2 separate regions of the Mus musculus genome follow, and region 2 is linked to region 1. The links are chromatin loops, found by intact Hi-C in ENCODE. Cell type or tissue: left cerebral cortex. All regions are shown on one strand.

Region 1 (8,000 bases):
AAGCAGAAGATATTTTTACCTGATCATAGAACTTCTAACCCCAGCTGCCTGTTCTGCATTACTGAGTTCAGAGAGAAGGCAATTCTTTGGAGGTAAGCTCGTTACTGCAAAATCCATCTGGTTGCTAAGCTTTGCTAATTAGGAAGATGTTGGATATCAGTCAAATGCCTCAAGTTGTTACCAGTTAAGGGAAGCAACAGTCTTAGACTCTTGTTCTCATTTTTTTCAGATCATAAGTCCGAGATGTGAGGGTTTTCTTTTCTGAAGTGTGAATGTTGTAGGAATTGGCTCAGCTTTGGCTTTTGAACCCAATTCTGCCTGTCCAGAAAAACGTTTTCCTTATGGTTATTTATTCAGTAAATATTCTTTGTGCCCTGCTGCTGGCTAAAGTCTTTGCTGCTGTAGAAAGCATAGCAGGGCTAGCACAGACAGGCTTCCACCTGCTAGAAGCATCCACGTTGGAGTTCTTTAGAACTTAGAAGTGCTCTGGCTCACCGTTTCCCTTGTTCTTTAAAGCCATGTCTTAGTCAGGGTTTCTATTCCTGCACAAACATCATGACCAAGAAGCAAGTTGGGGAGGAAAGGGTTTATTCAGCTTACACTTCCACATTGCTGTTCATCACCAAAGGAAGTCAGGATTGGAACTCAAGCAGGTCAGGAAGCAGGAGCTGATGCAGAGGCCATGGAGGGATGTTTCTTACTGGCTTGATTCCCCCGGCTTACTCAGCCTGCTCTCTTATAGAACCCAGGACCTCCAGCCCAGGGATGGCACCACTCACAGTGGGCCCTCCCAGCCTTGATCACTAATTGAGAAAATGCCTTACAGCTGGATCTCATGGAGGCATTTCCTCAAGGGAGGCTCCTTTCTCTGTGATAACTCCAGCTTATGTCAAGTTGACACACAAAACCAGCCAGTATAGGCTGTAATTCTCCTTTTAAGCCTTATAGCTGTAGTATGCAGTAGAAAAGTTATTTCCCCTATTTGAAGTCAGGGCAATTATGACTTAGGGAAACTTTAAACATACATTAGTCATATAAGTAGTAATTGATGAAGCCAGGATTTGGGTCCACATGAGCTAGGCTATTTCAGTTTCGTTAATGCCCAAATGATATTTTCACTTTTCTTTCTAAATACATACTCTTCTGTTTAACTTGCACCTCCTGTAAGTGCCTGTTCATTTGCTATGGACATGGATGCATCTTTTATTTCTGTGCCGTACATTCCTGGAATTTTCTGTTTTTAAATTAAACAATAGTAATGATCAGGTGTCAATGATCAGTAATACATGACTAGTGGTCACAATACTATATATATATTCCAGGGACCACAAGTAGCATGTTACCTATTTTTTAAGACAAAGGTTTTCCTGGGAGACACTCAACCCCACTTATTTAGATGTTGTCTCTGGCTATGTTCACGCTATAAAAGCAGAATATAGAGCTGAGGAGATGGATAATTACAAAGGAGATTATACTGTCAGAAAAGACCAAGGTATATACTGTTTCTTAATCTCAGATATTGTTCAAAGAAAGAATTCTACTTACTAAAATCAAGTTGATTTCAGTGTGTGTATGTGTGTGCGTGCGTGTGTATGCCCATGTGTATGCAGGTACATATGCATACATGTGGATGTGTGTGTAGAATTCATAGGACAACCTCATTCATGCATGTAGATATGTGTGTAGAACTCATAGGACAACCTCATTCATGCATGCAAATATGTGTGTAAAAATCATAGGACAACCTCAAGTGTTGTTCCTCGGGTGGTCCCAACCACCTTTTCTTGTTTCTAGACTTTAGGCAGTGATGGGAGGCAGGGCCTTTCACTGGCCAAGAACTGATCCAGTAGACTAGGCTACATGACCAACAAGTCCCACATATGTTTGGAATGGTAAGCGGTCCCGCCTTGCCTGGCTTTTTCTTAATGTGAATATTGAACTCGGGTCTTCATGTTTGTGCAGCAAAGAGTTTATGGACTAAGCCATCCCCCTCCCCTCAGCTCCATCTGTAGTATTTACTGGAGACATTTATCATTTTATGGCCTTGGGCCAGTCGAGTAACCTGCTTTTTATTTGCCTAACATAAGTGCTGACGTTGCCTTGCATGTTTTAAGAGTGACTTTACATGATCTATGATAAGCGCTTACCTAGGAAGACTTAGACTTAGTTGCTCAAGTACAGGTTGCTCAGATTTGAATCCTACTTAGCCCTGCAGCCTGGGAACTGCAAAATCCTGCACGATGCAGCAATGCAAGTAGTCCTGCATCCTCGTATGTCTCTGTAAAACTGGGGTTGATATCTAGCCACTCTGTGAGAAGCAAGTGGCTCCTAGTAACCCCTGGGAACCATTGAGCCCAGTTTCTGACAGACAGGAAGTCCTCAGCCTGGAGCGTGTGGTCACTGCGGTTGTAGTCATCATTCCAATACCTTGGTAGATTCAGAACATTAGACAACTAGTGTTTACTACCAGTCAGACGTATTAAAGGTAAACCAACAGATTGACATTTTAATTGCAGTGTGATGCATCTCTGAACTGTTGGTACAACAGAGCTGGGGTTTGTAGACAGCATTCTGTTACCATTAAAATGCAGCATGAACTGGGTCTCCTGCTTAAAATAGTTTTGTGTGTGAATCTATTCCCACATATCAAGATATTTGCAATTAAACTTTATATCTAGCGGCAAATTGAACAAGATGGTACTGAATGTCACGTTTCAAGATCGACTGTTTATTCCTTCCATCCATTTTATGCCCCGTGGGAGGAAATTCATCAGTAAGGGGACAGAGAGAGAGACACGGACACAGGTGACTTTTTAAACACTTGTGTTTGTGAAGCTAAAATCTCCGGTCTAAACCCTGGCTGGCTTATGTTAGCTGGCTGATCTTGTGAAGTTATTGCTCCTCTGTGGATAATTACTGAGAAGCAGCAGACAAGTATCAGGAATTGACATGAAGACATCCCCAACAGTGATGAGGCACATTTACACACTGGGCACAGCATTATTCTCTCGGGGCCCAGGGATATGAACCCAGGTAGCTCAGGTCTGTCCATCCAGATCTGCGTAGCCTCTTTTCACCCTGTGTGGAAAAGGGCATCCGTATCCTGTGGACGTTTTGACCCACTGACAGAGCATCAGAAGTAATGCATCTAACAAGCTTCATAAATAAAGCCATGTTGCTCTGTAGGGTATAAAAGAGACGAAGCTTATGTTTCTCCCCCATCTCCATTGGTATGGCTCAATAAAGGCATGACACAAGCAGCCTGGAACTCATGGGTTCTTGCTTTGTCTGTCATGCTCAGCTTTTTCAGACTCCGGAGAAACAGTAAACATGGCTTGCTGTGAGTGTGCCAAGGAGCTCAAAGCTCTAAAGTGTGTTTGGGGGTTGAGGGGGTAGGAAAAAGAACAGTAGTATGTTCGTTCTTCAAGAGCCAGCCATAGGCTTTTACCTCTGCTCTAACTAAGGCAGAGAATGCATTCACACATTCGAACCAAGGTGTGGCACCCCCTTTAATGTCGGGAAAACTGGTGTCAGCACTGGCCATGTAGGTGACAGGTGGCAGCCTGTTATTTTGTGCCCTGTGGCATAACAGTCACTGATTCTAAGCCATTCCATGCATGCTTTGCTTGGGCTGAGGGGTCCATGTAACTGTTGCTTAACTGTCCTAATCTGGAAAGCCTACTGTAGCAATTAGTGTGCTTAAGACACAGGACTGGGGAATGAGGTTTACAGAGACAGAGAGAGAGAGTATACATATATGTGGTTTTCTTAGTTTTAGTAAGAACTTCATTGACATAATTTCCTATCGACAAAGTTTAGTAAATTCACAAAGATCTGTTTGCCATAAGAAAATTTTTGTGCCTTAAGTAATGATTATGTGTCTACTTAACAGTTTATATCGTAAAAACAAAAAAATAAGTTCCTTAAAATGTAATGCAACAAATTAGAGAGCAGGTAACATGATTATGTATGTATACATTTTCGCCTTTTCAATTAATCATTAACTCCAGCAGAGTGTTGTTGTCTCAGGTAACAAAGCTCTGGTTCTTCGTGGAAATATTTAGTTCCCTTAATATAAGTGTCCAGAACTTTAAAAGTGGGGTGGATTGCAACCAAAATATCTGTTTCTGTTGGTTTTCAGCAATCCCGCCCTTCTGAAGATCCGTCTGTGACTTCCAGGCATGTATCAGAGTAGCGTGTCTATCATTTTGTGTTTTTATTAGGAGAATACGGAGAATTCCAGAAGAGATGAGACTGAATAAGTCTCAATGTGTGTGTGTGTGTGTGTGTGTGTGTGTGTGTGTGTGTGTGTGTGTGTGTGTGTGTTTATGTATGCTGAAACACAAAAGACTCATTGTATGACTTTAAACTTGATCTCTCTGTGTCTTGGTTGCTTGTGCTAGGATCAGCAGCCTGCACCATCCCTGGTTTGACACTCCTACTATGTAAGCAGTGACATGTGGAGGAAACTCTTCTCTGATCGGGTGTTTCCTCTTCCAAAGGAATCCATTCTCCCTAATACACTGAGGTGAAAGGCAAACCCTGGTCATGGGACAGACTTTAAGTAGGAATGATGCTGTTCTCAGTTTGAATCTTAATTCTTCTCTGTTAGAGACTATGGAAGGAAGCCAGCCACTGTGGAAAGGTGGGCATGCCCTGTCTTCCTCAGACAGAAACGTGTTTCCAGACCCCAGCTCACTGGAAGTGTTCTTTTGTTCTCAAAAGTGTTGATGCCATCTCGAATGTCTTCCCAGGAAAACGCTGTGAAAAGTTAGGTTCCAAGTTTGCTTTAGTTCATTCCTTGATTTTTTAAAAATTTTTTTCAGCATTATTTTCAAAATAACAAAATAATAATAATATAATATGAAAATAAAAGCTGTAGTGTGGAAGTCGAAGAGGGCCACTAGAGGTCATATTTCTGAGAAGTGACGTTTTTATAGGTTTAAATATAAGAGAACTATTATCTCAGTATTGATTAAGGCAGAAGTGTTGTGGTGTTTTTAAAAACAGTTAATTGTATAGAGTAGGAAAAATATGTATTGGCAATCTGTTTAAAAACAGTTCATCTGTTATCTTTCTGTATTTTTTATTCTAAGACTCTTCTCATTTCCCACATGAACCAAACGTTTTCCAATTTTTACCAGTTCCTCCCCTCTCGTCCTAAGGTGCGACTGTGTCTCTATATTTTTAATATAACACATTTCAACTACATTTAATAAGTTAGTTGGGCATGGTGGCACACACCTGCAGTCTTTGAATTTGGGAATCAGACTGGAGGATTGATCATAGGGGTTTACTGTGTACATGAGCCACGTCATGTGACCTTGCTTCTCTAAACACAGGCTAGAAAGCCACACCCTCCCACACTCGCTACAGCCTTTCAAGGTGCTTAGCATCCTTTGCAGTTCTTCTCCAGGCACCTATGGCTTTCACTGAGCCTACACAGGAGAGAGGGGCGTGGCTGGTCAGAGAGAGAGAGAGAGAGAGGCGTGGCTGGTCATGGAGCGTACTTTGATGAAATTTTAGCACCATTTCTTGCCTTCTGTGTTTTGAGGATTTGGGCATGGAGACAGGAAATTTGAAACTTAAGGGGAAAGCTTTCTTTTTCTGGTAGCTTTCCATTCGTGCCTGTGTTTTCCTGGTGTGGCACTGTCAGATCCCTACTGGGCTGTGAAAACTAATTATTACTGTAGTGAGGAATTTTGGGAGTCATAACCACTACAGCTTGAAATACCAGTCGTGGGAGTTTTACCTAGAAAATAGCCAAATGCTACAATGTATTTATCTTCCCAGATACACACAATTTTTTAAAGCAAATTCTTCCATCTCATTCGGTTAGAAAAGAAAATATTTCCCCTATGACACAAGGTACGCCTTATCCTTACCCTGTTCTAGGTTTAAACGTGTTGAAAACATGTTGTGTGTCCAATTAACCACAGCTGACAGGAAGTCAAGGTTCTTGAAGCATCATAGTGGTCTCTGAGCTCGATTGCAGCAGTCTCAGGGGCACTGACTGGTGTAAAACCCATTTTACAGACCCATCTCCTTCAGGTGCTATTTTATAAGAAACCTTTCTGCATAGGGAGGTGTGAGAATCAGGTCAAGTGTAATTACAATGACAGAGAACTGCACATCTCAATACAAAGCCCAGCCAGCTTGAGGCTACCTGCTACACTGGGTCTCAATCTGGTGGTTGTGACCCCTTTGGGGTTTGAATAACTCTTTGACAGGGGTTGCCTAAGATGATTGGAAAACACAGATATTTGCATTGCGATTCATAACAGTGGCAAAGACTACAATATGAAATAGCAATGAAGATGTTAATGGTTGTAAATTTAATGGTAATAATTTTAATAGTAATTTTAATGTTGGGGGGTCACCATAACATGAAGAACTATGCTAAAGGTTGTAGCTTTCCATTAGGAATGCAGCCTTAGGAACACTGAGGACCATTGTGCTGGAGACTTCTATAAAAAATTCACACACATCGTCCTTCTGAGTCTATGACTTCAATAATGTGCACAGCTGCTCGTGTGATTTGCTGATATTTCAACCTGTATTTGGAACATGAGATTTCATCTCCAGCTTGCTGGCCTAATTTGCATGATTATATTTAGCACAACATGATTACTAGATAATAAATATTTGATCATTTATTTCCTGGTAAAGATTAATTTTCTTATCGTTTTTATGACTACTTGTTAGCATTCACAATGCATGATGAATGTGATTTCTGCTAGAAGTATGTGATTGTAGCATTGGAGTTAACACGTTCTTTAAAAAAGGAACCACTTGGGCTGGTGAGATGGCTCAGTGAGTAAGAGCACCCGACTGCTCTTCCGAAGGTCCGAAGTTCAAATCCCAGCAACCACATGGTGGCTCACAACCATCGGTAACAAGATCTGACTCCCTCTTCTGGTGTGTCTGAAGATAGCTACAGTGTACTTACATATAATAATAAATAAATCTTTAAAAAAAAAAAAAAAAGGAACCACTTTTCTAATGTGTTGTTTTAAATTTTGCTTCATCTATGAAAACCAAACGAATATTTACCTATAGAATATAGTTTTTGTTCAGATAAATTAGGCTCTTGGAATGTTGCTATATTGCAATTGTTAAATTTGTAGCAATAACTTAATTGGGATTTTTAAAAAATAGTTTTTTCATGCTTATTTTATTAGGAATATAATTCTTTTGTTTGTTTGCTTGCTTGCTTGCTTGTTTCTTCTTCTTGTCGCTGATAGTTTAGAACTTGCTCTGTAGACTAGACTAGCCTTGAGCCTGTCAATATAGTCCTGTCTCTGTTTCCCAGGTACTGGAATTGGCGGGTATTCACCGCCACATCTTGATCATGGTTGTTTTAAAGGACACTGACATCAGAGTTTTCCATTATTATGGTTGAATGTAGACCACAATTTATTTGAATGAAGTATTGATGATCAACACACTGTAGTACAACTTGAATGTCTTTACCTTTTAAGCTTTATTTCACTGTTAAGTTAGATAGCAAAGCTGTATTTGTCTTTGTTCTCTACAATTAGAGACTAAAATTACAAAAACGGGGTTTTAAAAGAGGTACATTTATATTATGTATGTCTCTGTATTGTGTTTAATTTAGCATGTTTCACAGAACATGGAGAAAATCATGCTTTGGGAATGTTTTTCTCCGCATTCTGAGAATCTGCATCTCCTAATTTTATCCATCAAACCCTAGTATCGGAAGGCGCTCCATCCAGTGGCTGTCTGCCGGATGCTAAAGGGAGGGGCTCACTTTTGTCCAGTTCTTCCAGGCTCACACAGACCCATCCCATCCCCTCTCCCACACATTATGCATTTGCCACTGTTTAATTCCATTACCTCACCTGTGCCCGAGTTCTGGCTCTGTTATTCAGTGAGTGGGAGAGACTCTGAGGACACGCCCCTTGTACCAGAGCCGACAAGGATGGATTTTGCTGACAGTCTCTGTTGACTGAAGGTGGTGCCAGTGGATCCAAAACTTC
Region 2 (8,000 bases), 630 kb before region 1:
ACACATACACATTTATAGCATTTAATTGAATACTAGTGTAGCTGTGACTTTTCTCATTGCTATGATCAAGCCTCAGACTGGATTCATCTGAATGGAGGAAAGGTTTATGTTCGCCTGGGTGTCACGGGAGTGAGGTGGTGGACAGAAAGGAGAGTCTGTCTGGGACCCCAGCCTAAACTCAGGGTGGGTCTGCCCACCTCAGTCAACTCAGTCTAGAAACTCCCTCACCAAGGTGTCCAGTGATTTGTGTCTGCAGCAGTTCTGAGTCCTGTCAAGCTGACTGGCCATCAATACTAGCTATCCCACCAGTTGCTAAACATTTTGGCACAAATTATGATCCATTAGTTCCCAAGAAAAATAGAACACTGTTTCACTGAAACTCTGACCATGACTGAATAATTTTCCCTGTTTTAACTCTTGGGATTTTTGTCTTATTCTTTCTGCCACTGTTTACAATATTAGATCAGTTTTGCCTATAGTGCTAAGATCTAAGGACAGCTAAAGAACTTCTACATGTGTCTAAGAGGGTTTATCTCACATTTTTGCTAAGCACCACTTAACTAGTTATTGAAATGCTCTTTAATTTTACCACTAATTCTTATCTAGCTATTTGAAATGTCAATATTAAGGAGGCTTCCCCAAAACAATATTGTTACACTTTTTGGAAACATCTATTGCTTACATTATGATTAATGAGAGAGAGAGAGAGAGAGAGAGAGAGAGAGAGAGAGAGAGAGAGATAACACACATATGCAAATGATATCCTTCAGCAGGCTTGTGGTTGTATATATTTCCAAAGATTCATTTCCTGTGCCTCTATCACTTGCTCTAAAGATAAGAACATCCCCATCTAAAAACCGTCACTCTTTCTTCTCAGGCGTCCGTCCTCCGAGGGTCTCTGCCTACGAAATCTTCTCTGGCAATCATCATCGCCCAGCCTGCAGATCAGGTTTCCTTGCTTCTCCCTTTCTGTTCCTCTTGCCTTTGCTGGCTGTGTCACAACTCTGTGGGTGGTCTGCTGTCATCACACTGTGCACCTGTCCCAATTAGCAAGCCTGAGCTGTTGCCAACACAGCAGGCTGAGTGCTGCTAAGCTGCCCCGTGGTGTGACCTCATGGCTCACCAGGCAGCATCTGGATGGTAGGTGCTGTCTAGACACCCGTTGGCTGGGACTGCGTGGTAGGCGAAGGGTATGGAGCCGGAGGTTTCTCACAGCATGGTTCAAGGTCAGAAAAGCACTCATGAGAAAATTAACATCTGGGACCAACTTACCCATCTCTGTCCTCTGGGAGCATCATGGGACCTGACACATACCAGCCTCAGATATTTGTTGAAATGTGTGTAGCAACTCTGCTTTTCCTTTGTGATCACAAAATCTAGAGTAATGTTGAGTCCAAGTACAGGACAACTCATGGGAGAAGAATTCTGGATTCCAATCTTCCTCTGCTGTATTTCAGCTTTGTGACAATGACTGTGTTTGTGGCGACCCTTTGCCCCAGTTTCATACTCTGTTTGCCCATCAGTGGCCTTGTTAGTGTGACCGGGATTCTTATTTAAAAAACAAAGGAAGAAAGGAAGGAAGGAAGGAAGGAAGGAAGGAAGAAAGAAAGAAAGAAAGAAAGAAAGAAAGAAAGAAAGAAAGAAAGAAAGAGAGAAAGAAAGAGAGAGAGAGAGAAAGGAAGAGAGAAAGGAAGAAAGCAAGCAAGCAAGCAGTGGCTTTGAAAAGTACTTAACATATAACTAAGAGACAAGTTTAAAGCTCAGAAATCACTGCAGTTTTGTTTGTTTTTGAGACAGAAACTCTCGTGGCCCAGAATGGCCACTCGAAATCCCTGGGTAACTAACGATGGCTTCAAACCTGTGATTCTTCTGTAACTAGCTCCCATGGGCTGGGATTACAGGCCTGAGCCATAATAGACTGTGTGGTTCTAGAGACAGAACCAGATCTCATCCATGCTGGGCAAGTTCCCTATGAACTGAGAAACATTCCAGCCTCATACCGTAATGTTTTTTTTAAAATCACAGTTCATTTCATCTGTAATCTTCTACTCAGCCTACCCACTTTGATAATTTTCCCACTCCTGTGCTTTTTAAATAGGACACCTATTTAACAACATTGCCAGTGAGCAATCAGAGTTAGTCAAAAGCGCTTCTTTACCTTCCTGTACTCCAGATCTTAAACTGGCCTCAGTAATGTCTTTGCAAAGACAGAGACTCCCAGCAACATTCTTGGGACCTTCATAAAGAGAGAGGAGAGGTGAGAGAATGTCCTAAGTCTTCCCTCCAAGCCTCAGCCATAAGTTTTTGATACACAGGTGCTAAGGAACCAGGCACCTCAACCTTGAGTTGTTGTCAGAAAACAATAAAGTGAGAAATGGAAACAGGAATCACTTTGACACAAGCATTCCCTAGGACTGAATGTTATTCTGGGTTTTATGTCTGCAGGTTTTATACAGCAAGGTGGGCTGTTCTCAGAGAGAGAGAAGGATACAGAGATGGCCTGTCCTTAGGGAGAGAGAGAGAGAGAAGGATACAGAGATGGCCTGTCCTTAGAGAGAGAGAGAGAGAGAGAGAGAGAGAGAGAGAAGGGAAGAAGGCAAGGGGGAACCTGCTGGAAGAAACCTTGACACATCCCAATGACTGGCTCAAGAGAAATTGAGTGAGATTGGAATTCTGCCATTGGTTCATTCATGGCTCTTAGCCAGAGGCTGAAGATCTCTCCCGAGGGGTTGATGGAGCCTCCTTTCTGCATTTATCATGACAAGTGATCATGAGGAAGGAGCCTCTGAAGGAACAGTTAAATGAGTTGTTTTCCTGTATTCAAGCACATCTCTACACACACACACATACACACACACACACACACACACACACACACACACAGAGACAGAGAGACAGAGACAGGGAGATAGAGAGATAGACACAGAGACAGAGAGATCTGTTTTTGTTTACTATTTGCACAGGAGTTTGGTTTTAATATATTAATCAATCATGAAAAAAAAACCCTCAGGAAAAGTTTATGAGCAAGAGGGAAATCCGTTGGCCTCCTGTCTTGTACATCTACATTGTATTTAACCAGATGGTTTCATGACATTTGCTGAGTCCAGCATAGTACAAAGTATAGCTTCATCAAACCCTGTAGCATGCTGTCTTGGTGGATCCATATCCAGATGATGGATAATTTCACCAACTGACAACTGTACTGCTTTCTGGTATGGAAGTGAAAAGGAGAAATTTACACTATCATTTATAAGTTAAATGAACTTCCTTGTGTAACCACTAGATGGCACTTTTAACCCACAATCAGCTACCACTAAAACTGATACTTTATTTTTATTCAAACATTCTTACTATTTGAGAAAGGATGGAATATAAGAGAATATTATGTTTCTTTAAAAAATATTAATTGTAAGTAAAATCTACCAAAGTATAGTTGAGTGTGACTTTTTAAAACATGAGCTTCATTTTAAAAAACAACTTAATGGCCAAACTGTGATCCTAGACTATTTAATGCACCAAACAAAAGATTTATGTAAGCCTACATTTTGAAATACACCAACATGTGAAATGCGGCAGCTGCAAATGAAGCAGGAAGTCTAGATTTTTCCTATTGTACTCCACTTGACTGCTAAAAAGCAGAATTCATATGTCTCCTTGGGCCTATGTTTTCACAATTTTTTGGAAACTCAAACTCAGTCTCGTGATGACTTCATTCGCTTAAATAATGTTTTTAAATTGTAGTTTACACAAAGCAGAAAACAACTTCCCAACCAAAGGTTTATAAAAAAAGGTCTATGTTGGACCCGTGCTGATGCTGATGACTTGAAAACAAATGATAATGTACGCTGAGCAATCTCAATGCGATGAGCACCGGCTGACTAGTCTCCCACACATGAGGAGAGATGATTAGGAAGAAGTGTGTGTTTCCACAAAAAGTAACGGCAGCGCTGACAATGTGGGTCAGCGCTCAGTTACAGGAAGATCGTAATAACCTCAAATGTAGTTCCCAGTCCCGGGAACACAGAACACTGGCTCCGGGGACCACAATTTGCAAGATGCAGCCAATCATATTGGCTATCTCCTGACGAAATCTAATCACTATTACTATCAAGAATGTCCCAGGAAGAGCGCATTTCATCTTCAACAGGCTTTGCAAGAAGGGTCAGGGAAAGCGAGGAGTAACCCTTCTCAAAAAGCCTGTTGAAGATGAGACATCTTCCCATCTCCCAAACATAGCACTTACATATCTCTGCTTTCATCTTGCCCTTCAGGAGAACTGGGATTCTCTGGGAATTGGCAGCCTTAGCTACAGCTACGTAGAGCATCAGACCACAAAGTGTCTGCTTCGCAATGAGGTGGAGGCAAAAGGAAAGCAAAGGAAGAAGAGCTCATGAAACCAGCCAGGACTTTCCAAGCTCTGAAGACCAGGGCACGTGCAGGTTCTCTGATGCCACCTAGTGCTCAAAGCTATATCAGATCGTTGTAGCACTGGTTCCCAAGTAACCCCCAGGAACGCTAGCCTCGATCTCATCCAATGGGTCCGGTAAAACAGATAGCCATTTCCTGTGTGACAGATGGAACCATAGGCATCTAACAGAAAAGACAGTTTGTGGGAGAAGAATGTGCCGACAGCGCTTGAGTTTACATGTGTTTTCCACAAGGCCTTTGTAGAACAAACAGCCCACTTTATCACCAGCACCGCCTTCCTTGCTGTATCATAATCGCACGGAAAGGAACATTTCGAAGACTTGGGTCTTTAATACGCTCATCTTTTATAGCTTTAAAATCATATAATGGTGGTGTCATTTTCTCGGAGCTCCCTGATGGAGCCCTGGCAGGTCCTAAAAAGCTTTGCAAAGTCAGTCTCCAGGTTGTTGGCACCATGGGAGAAATGCCCTTCTCAACCCCAGGAGAACAGTGGAAAACAAGAGCACACAAACAAGTCTTTTCCCTTCTCATGTTTGACTTCAGCTCTCTGAATTAGTTTTTCGGGTTGCAGGGAAGAAGCACCATGAACATGGTGGCTTAAAGCTCCAGATGGAGCCCAAAGACACAGTGAAGAATCAAAATGTCTACATAATCCCAATCCCTTGGTGCCTGGCCTCTGCCAGCTCTGGGGGACTGTCACTCCTCTGTCCTCTGGCATGCAGCTACATCATTCCTGTCATGCCTGTGTGCACGATGCCACTCTATCTACATTTCTGTTTTCACATGGTTTTCCCTCTTATAAGGATCACCAAAATTAAGTATATATAGTGTTCTTGTTCTCGCGTGATTGTATATGTGAATACCCTATTCCCAAAGGTTACTGTCTCAGGGACAAAGAGACAGATATCAACATATCTCCATAGAGACCACAGTTCACCACCCTTCCATCATCCTAGGTGTTTGGCTAAGAAGAATCTAAGACAAAAGGAAAAATCTGACAAAATCAGAGTTTCATAACAATGCATTATATCAATTCTCAAAGCGATTTAGCACCACTTTACTGACTTCCTTCTCTAAAGATGTCTCTGAGACACACAGACCCATACGGTTATCCACATAGGTACCCCACGCTTGCCAGCCAAGAAGCCTATAAGACATAATCTAGCCAAGAATTCCTCACAAAGTAAGGAATAAATCTGTCTTCTCCACAGTTTCCCCAAACACACACACACACACACACACACACACACACACACGAGAGAGAGAGAGAGAGAGAGAGAGAGAGAGAGAGAGAGAGAGAGAGAGAATATATGCACATACACACTAAATATCAGAGTAATTCTACAAATACAAATCAAATAACAGACATAAATGAAGCCCACTTGATTTTTCCATATCATTTCACCTCAGTTACTGCTTACTGCTTTTTCCTTCCTTGGCAATAACAATCCTTCCAGTATTGAGAACTTAGGGCATTCAAAATGGTTCATTTTACTTAATATTTCTGAATAAGGTTACTTTTAAAAGAATACATTAAGCAAGTTTAAGAGTTTAATATTTGCATCGAAATAGAAGGCAAGTGTGTAGAGCTATCATCAAAATGAAGAAATGGATTCATTTTATCTACCTTCTAAATCATAAGTTCTTATGAAACATCAATATTGTTTACGAAGGCAGCAAATTGGATTTTCTTTGGGGGTGATATGGCAGATGATAACAGCTGACTTAGTAAGAACTTGGGAATGAGAAATGGCAGTATAAAAAGCAAGGGAAAGAGCTGAAGCAAAAAGAAACAAGCCCAGGTAAGCGCTCCAGAAACAGCAGCCAAGAGCAACCCCAACTGGTACCCAGCGCTACCGCCACTACTACTACAGGACCTGCCAGAGTGGTGTCTTCTCCTGGATGTGGAGGCTACAAAATCAGCAGAGTGGAAAGTTTTATATTTTTCAAAACCTATTTTAATTATGGTTCTTAAATACATCAATGTCTCTTCTATCCCATCACCCACCAGAGGTAGGGGAAAAGAAAGGTTGATAGTAAATGAGGTTGTGGACCTGTTTAGAAAATAGTTCTTTGGGGGCAATTTTAATTTCCATTGTTAGCAGTCCAGTCCACTAGCAAAATACCAAACATGAGTCAGTAGTGGCAACTTGCTCCAGAGGAAACCACAAGGCTCTGCATGAGTCTGTGGAAGTGGCAAGAAGCAGAATACCACCTTAAGTCCTTTAGTGTGTTTCTCTCTACAAAGTCATGATTGATCAATGAACAAAGTAAGGTGAACTAATTCAAGAACACTGTCAGAGAAGACCAGCCTCGGCCAAGCTGAAAGATGACCAGCAAACGGTTGCAAAGCGAACCAAATGCAAGAGCATTGCCCACTGTGTGTTGGCTTATATTTATACTCTTCCCAAACATCACTGGTCCTCTCAAGCATCTAGTCCATCACAACACCACACGCCCTTTAACCAGGCAACTTCCAGAAAAACACCACATGTCTGTTCTCAGCAAAACATCCTCTCATAAGAAAGACAGTTTTCATAAAAACATCATATAACACAGCTGAGTTCCCAACGAAGTCAGAAATTCCCATTTCACTCCAGAGTTATGCCAGGAGCTGGCTATCTTGAGCGGGAACAGCAAAAGCTCTAGGTGTAGAAACAGACATGTACTACAGGAACACAAAGCTGATCTCTCCCACTGGGATAACAGATTCCAAAAGGGAAGGAGGCATAGCATTAACTTCAATAAACACCACACACTAATCCTCTGCGTATATCATGAATACTGAGTGTTTTTATGACAATTATACTACCTAGTCTTTACATACTCATATTCTTGTATGCTCTGTTTCTTGGACAATGTAGTATAGCGTTTAAGAAAGAAGGGGCAACATTGCTCATAGATAGGTGTGGTTACACAGAAAGCATGGGAGGATTTGTTCTTGGAGTTTGTTCGATGTGAAATCACCGTAGCTCACTGTCAAGACAGAAGTTTTAAACATTAAATGCTTCCAATATTCAAAAACTACAGAGATCATTTTTGGCACTGGTTGATGGATATGTAGGTTTACAAATAGACAGTTTATATGCAGCAAGATAATGTCACTTGAGGAATAATGAAATGATGAGAACTTTGGCCTCATGTGGCACGAGACTCAGGCTTCAAACCTAGACCATCAGCAATTGCAAACATGAGGAAGACAAACTCTCAGTTCTCTACCGCATACAGTTATGGAATTAGATTAACTAATTTTTGTGAAGATTTAGTACCATTATTTCTTCAGCGTCAGCATACTAAATATTAATTTTTATTGCACCCCGTGTGGGAGAAATGCTCAGCTAGAAAGAACGCCTGCTGATGGGATGCTGGATAAATCACCTTGAACTGTGCACTTTTCATAGTACATAAACAGTTGCTTTCTACAGAAAACAAGTTGTATTGAATAATAAATTGAAAGGCAAATTGTAGGTGGAATATTTTATTCATACTTAATGGGGTAACACAGTTCATATTTATTCCAAACCAACAAATTTAGCACAGGGCACATATTTTAATGAAACATTATAACCACA

The links. A loop is a pair of places that touch in the nucleus more often than their neighbours do. Peaks named below come from ENCODE experiments on the same cell type or tissue, not always from the same donor. Only the 100,000 strongest peaks of a DNase experiment are listed, where the experiment ranks them.
Region 2: it touches region 1 in a loop (3.0-fold over the local background); 3 of 42 quality-filtered maps call a loop at or near these places.

Annotation. Positions count from the first base shown.
Region 1 is chr16:85,044,941-85,052,940 of GRCm38, reverse strand. The region is part of intron 6 of App (amyloid beta (A4) precursor protein); the gene reads left to right. Among named protein-coding and RNA genes, the nearest start is that of Gm10791, 77 kb to the right of the region's middle. In left cerebral cortex, a CTCF peak has its summit at 4,931; DNase peaks (open chromatin) are centred at 3,372, 5,499 and 7,928; H3K27ac peaks cover 305 bases.
Region 2 is chr16:85,673,677-85,681,676 of GRCm38, reverse strand. No RefSeq gene overlaps it. Among named protein-coding and RNA genes, the nearest start is that of Gm52244, 120 kb to the right of the region's middle. In left cerebral cortex, CTCF peaks have their summits at 3,283 (motif pointing right) and 4,459 (motif pointing left); DNase peaks (open chromatin) are centred at 3,255, 3,586, 3,959, 4,461 and 1 more place.